Linked DNA regions of Homo sapiens: region 1 is linked to region 2. A link is an interaction called in ENCODE POLR2A ChIA-PET data of the cell type or tissue named here. Cell type or tissue: A673. All regions are shown on one strand.

The links. Peaks named below come from ENCODE experiments on the same cell type or tissue, not always from the same donor. Only the 100,000 strongest peaks of a DNase experiment are listed, where the experiment ranks them.
Region 1: POLR2A ChIA-PET joins it to region 2 with 19 read pairs; 2 of 35 experiments call an interaction of 5 or more read pairs at or near these places.

Annotation. Positions count from the first base shown.
Region 1 is chr10:12,090,053-12,092,552 of GRCh38, reverse strand. DHTKD1 (dehydrogenase E1 and transketolase domain containing 1) reads right to left here. Exons shown (of 17, transcript NM_018706.7): 6 at 869-1,040. Among named protein-coding and RNA genes, the nearest start is that of DHTKD1, 22 kb to the right of the region's middle. In A673, no CTCF peak of the experiment used is centred here; no DNase peak of the experiment used is centred here; H3K27ac peaks cover 196 bases.
Region 2 is chr10:12,236,511-12,239,010 of GRCh38, reverse strand. CDC123 (cell division cycle 123) reads right to left here. Exons shown (of 13, transcript NM_006023.3): 9 at 1,745-1,867; 10 at 526-554. Among named protein-coding and RNA genes, the nearest start is that of CDC123, 42 kb to the right of the region's middle. RefSeq lists a cis regulatory region at 1,106-1,117 and an enhancer at 1,039-1,183. In A673, no CTCF peak of the experiment used is centred here; a DNase peak (open chromatin) is centred at 940; H3K27ac peaks cover 729 bases.

The sequences.
Region 1 (2,500 bases), 150 kb after region 2:
GGATTACAGACGTGAGCCACTGTGCCCAGCCTTCACATCTTATTTCTAACTATACTATTTCACCAAGTTTAGTGGTTGAACACATCCCTTATCACTAAGCCCCTGGGCACTCCAAGTTTGAATATCCTAGAGATAACAACTCTGGTGTTGTACTCATTGTGTTGATCTCTGACTTGTACCAGATCACCCATCCAGTTATAAGAAATTTGAGATGGCACACTGTGGCTCCATCCTTGTCTTATTTCTTTGGATTTAAAAATCACACTGATAGGCTGGGCATGGTGGCTCACGCCTTTAATCCCAGCACTTTGGGAGGCCTAAGCAGGCAGATCACCAGAGGTCAGGAGTTCAAGACCAGCCTGCCAACATGGTGAAACCCCGTCTCTACTAAAAATACAAAAATTAGACAGGTGTGGTGGTGTACACCTGTAGTCCCAACTACTTGGGAGGCTGAGGCATGAGAATCACTTGAACCTGAAAGGCGGAGGTTGCAGTAAGCCGAGATCACGTACTCCAGCATGGAGTACAAGCTGGAAAGGGCAACAGAGCAAGACTCCATCTAAAAAAAAAAAAAAAAAAAATTAGCCAGACATGGTGGTGCACGCATGTGGTCCCAGCTAATCAGGAGGCTGAGGCAAGAGAATCACTTGAACTCGGGAGGCAGAAGTTGCAGTGAGCCAAGATCGTGCTGCTGCACTACAGGCTGGGTGACAGAGCAAGACTCCATCTCAAAAAATTAATTAATTAATTAATTAATTAAATGAAAGGAGGGATAACCAGTGAGGCTCATTGTTCTGTGTGCACCAGAGGTTTCCCTAGGAATTCCATGTCGGCTTCAGCAATATCAGTTCCTCCCTGTGTTACGTACCAATATCACTGCAGTATAAAGAAGACCTTCCTCTTTCAGCTGGAGTGGTGTAACCCAGCTGGTTATTAACAATCAAATGCACACTCCCACCAATTCTGAAATGTGGGAGATTGGACAGCGTGAATGTTTCAGGAACAATCCCTTGACCACAGAAAGAAGCATCACCATGGACCTAAATCATGAGGCAAGGGGAGCGGGTGGGGAGAAAAGAAACATAAGGGATTAAGAAATCTAGGTTTTCAGGTTGGAATAACTTTTTTTTTTTTTTTTTTTGAGACAGAGTCTTGCTCTTTCGCCCAGGCTGGAGTGAAATGGCACGATCTCAGCTCACTGCATCCTCTGCCTCCCGGGTTCAAGTGATTCTCCTGCCTCAGCTTCCCTAGTAGCTGGGATTATAGGCATGCACCACCACACCCGGCTAATTTTTTGTATTTTTAGTAGAGGCGGGGTTTCACCATGTTGGTCAGGCTGGTCTCAAACTTCTGACCTCAGGTGATCCACCCTCCTTGGCCTCCCAAAGTGCTGGGATTACAGGCATGAGCCACAGCGACCAGCCTCATTTATCATCATTTTAAAGAAAATGGCCTTTTCACCTTTTATTTCAGAAGTCAATCTTTTTTTGTTTTTTTTTGAGACGGAGTCTCGCTCTGTTGCCCAGGCGGGAGTGCGGTGGCGCAATCTCGGCTCACTGCAAGCTCCGCCTCCGGGGTTCACGCCATTCTCCTGCCTCAGCCTCCCGAGTAGCTGGGACTACAGGCGCCCGCCACCACAATCTTAAGATCAGCTCAATGTACTGGGTAAAAATGAAGGATTAAAATAGAGTATTATAAATTATGTGAAAGGTAAACAGAATGTCTGGCTAATGATTTCAAGATTTCTATTTAGAAACACCCTATCAGGCCAGGTGCAGTGGTTCACACCTGTAATATCTACACTTTGGGAGGCCAAGGCAGGAGGGTTGCTTGAAGCTAGGAATTTGAAACCAGCTTGGCCAACCCAGCAAGATCATGTCTCCACAAAATAAAATAAAATAAATCAGCCAGGTATGATGGCATGCACCTGTAGGCCCAGCTACTTGGGAGGCTGAGACAGGAAGATTGCTTGAGCCTAGGCATTTGAGCCTACAGTGAGCTATGATTGCACCATTGCACTCCTGCCTGGACAAAAGATTGAGAACCCATCTTGAAAGAAAGAGAGAGAAAGAAGAAGGAAGGAAGGAAGGAAGGAAGGAAGGAAGGAAGGAAGGAAGGAAGGAAAAAGGAAGGAAGGAAGGAAAAAAGGAAGGAAGGAAGGAAAAAAGGAAGGAAGGAAGGAAGGGAGGGAGGGCCGGCCATATCATAATGAAATCCAATTCTGCCTACTCCCAATTTATTCACTACAAGTTTCTGGCCTGTGAAAAATTAAAATGCATAGGATAACGTGGCATTTACAAACATAGAATATTTGATTGCCTTATATATTTATCTATTTCTGTGGAATTTGAAGACTGATTCTGAAATCCAGGTTTCATGATCTCCTGTAGTTAAAGGTTCATATTTAAATGAATACTCACAGAAGAAACATGACCACAGCCCAAACCTCTAAAAGATACTTGTTGTGTTACCAAAAACTGGGAGACAGGGTAGAAAAAGA
Region 2 (2,500 bases):
GATATTTTTTTTTTCTCTTTTGAGGCAGAGTCTCGCTCTGTTGCCCAGGCTGCAGCACAATGGCGTGATCTCCGCTCACTGCAATCTCTGCCTCCTGAGTAGCTGGGATTTCAGGCACCCACCACCATGCCTGGCTCATTTTTTTGTATTTTTAGTAGAGACGGAGTTTCACCATGTTGCCGAGGCTGATCTTGAACTCCTGACCTCAAGTGATCCTCCCACCTCGGCCTCCCAAAGTGCTGGGGTTACAGGTGTGAGCCACTGTGCCTGGCCTGGGCTAATTTTTTTTTAATTTTTAGTAGAGATGAGGGCTCACTATGTTGCCCAGGCTAGTCTCGAACTCCTGAGCTCAAATGATCTCCCTGCCTAAGCCTCCCAAAGTGCTGGGAATACAGGCATGAGCTGCTGCACCCAGACAAAATATTTTTTGAGCATGGATCCTTCACACACATAACAAAGGCATGCTCTGCCTGCTTATAAAACCAGCTCTTATATTAAAGCATATCAGAAAGAGTTTTTACTTACCCTACTGTCTCTGTATATATCGAACACAACTGTAAAGGAGAAAAAAAGTCAGTTATTAATGAACTAATATTTCACAATGTAAATCTCCTTTTGAAAATTAAAGTACATTTTAATCAAAGACAGCAGAATATAAATGACCCTGAGGACTTCATGCTTCTAAACCTCAAAACTTCAAACATAAAAAGGCATCCTGCAATGTTTTATTTATATAACTTTGCTTTACTGTTCTCTGTTCCCCAACCATAAGCCCCTATATTTAAAAATTCAAACCAAACGCCAATATCATCTCAACCAGTTCCCCGTTATAGACTGGTTCTATGGGAAAGATGGGAGTCACTGAGCAAAGTACTAGTGAAACGGGCATCAATCACTGATCTGGTAGAATGCAATGAGTAAAGCTTATAATAGAAAGCATAAAATCTAATGAGCCTTGAAGCATGATTCATCTTATTTTAAGTCAAATCTGCCACAGAGCCCAGTCTTGGCAAGTAGAGAAATTGTAAATCATAGCAGATATAATTTTCAGATGTATGAAAACTCTTACACAATATACTTTCAATTCCTAAAAACAACCCACAAATGTTTACTTTGTAACTGGTGCTGTCTTTGATCATTCAAAGAAGCTAGAAAGGTAGATAGACTTTGTTCTCTGTAGATAGCCCCTTTGAAATACACAATCAAACATCTAAAACAAGACAGGGAACTGACTTAGCAGTAAAAATAGATTTTAGTTAAATAAGATGAAATTAACATGGCTGGTGCGGTGGCTCACATCTGTAATCCCAGCACACTGTGAGGCTGAAGTGGGCGGATCACTTAGGCCAGGAGTTCAAGACCAGCCTGGCCAACATGGCGAAACTCCATCTCTACTAAACATACAAAAAATTAGCCGGGTGTGGTGACGTGCACCTGTAGCCCCAGCTACTTGGGAGGCTGAGGCAGGAGAATCACCTGAACCCGGGAGGTGGAAGCTGCACGAGCCGCGATCGCACCACTGCACTCCAGCCTGGCTGACAGAGTAAGACTGTCTCCAAATAAAAATAATAATAATAAAAAGAAATTAACATACAAACTATCAAAAATAACAAATAATAATATAGTAAAATGCTTACAATACAGTATTTCAAATCTAGTTATTAGGATACACACCATAGTAAATAAGGTCCAGTAACAATGTATATTTCATTTCATTTTACTGGATCAATAAAAAAATACTCACAGTCTTCATCTAAGAATTTGTACTGTATGTGTTTCTTGAAAAAGTCTTGTATGCATCTGCGAATTTCTTCCTTTTGTTTAGAAATATGATCATAGTATTGTGTGTAGTCTCTTTGAGAAATACCTGACAAGAAAATATTTTACATCCTGTTATTATACAATATTCTTTTCAAAAACATCAATACGTGATTTAAACATTTTGTGGAAAGAACCATTAAAGTAGATTAGAAGATCACCCTGATGGGTACGGCATTACACACGACCCAGCTGTAAGGATTCATATGAACAGGTGAATCCTGAAGTCCTACATTGCCATGTCTTCTTACTTCTGGAAGAATTTACTTTTTGTTTTGTTTTGTTTTGTTTTGTTTTGTTTTGAGACGGAGTCTCACTCTATTGCCCAGGCTGGAGTGCAGTGGCACGATCTCGGCTCACTGCAACCTCTGCTGCCCGAGAAGCGATTCTCCTGCCTCAGCCTCCCAAGTAGCAAGGATTACGGGCGCCTGCCACCACACCCAGCAAATTTTTTTTTGTATTTTTAGCAGAGATGGGGTTTCACCATCTTGGCCAGGCTGGTCTTGAACTGATCTCATGATCCACCCACCTCAGCCTCCCAAAATGCTGGGATTACAGGTGTAAGCCACCGCACCTGGCCTTTTTTTTTTTTTAGAGACAGTGTCTCATTCTGTTGCCCAGGCTGGGGTACAGTGGCACAATCATAGCTTATTACAACCTCCACTTTCTGAGCTCAAGTGAC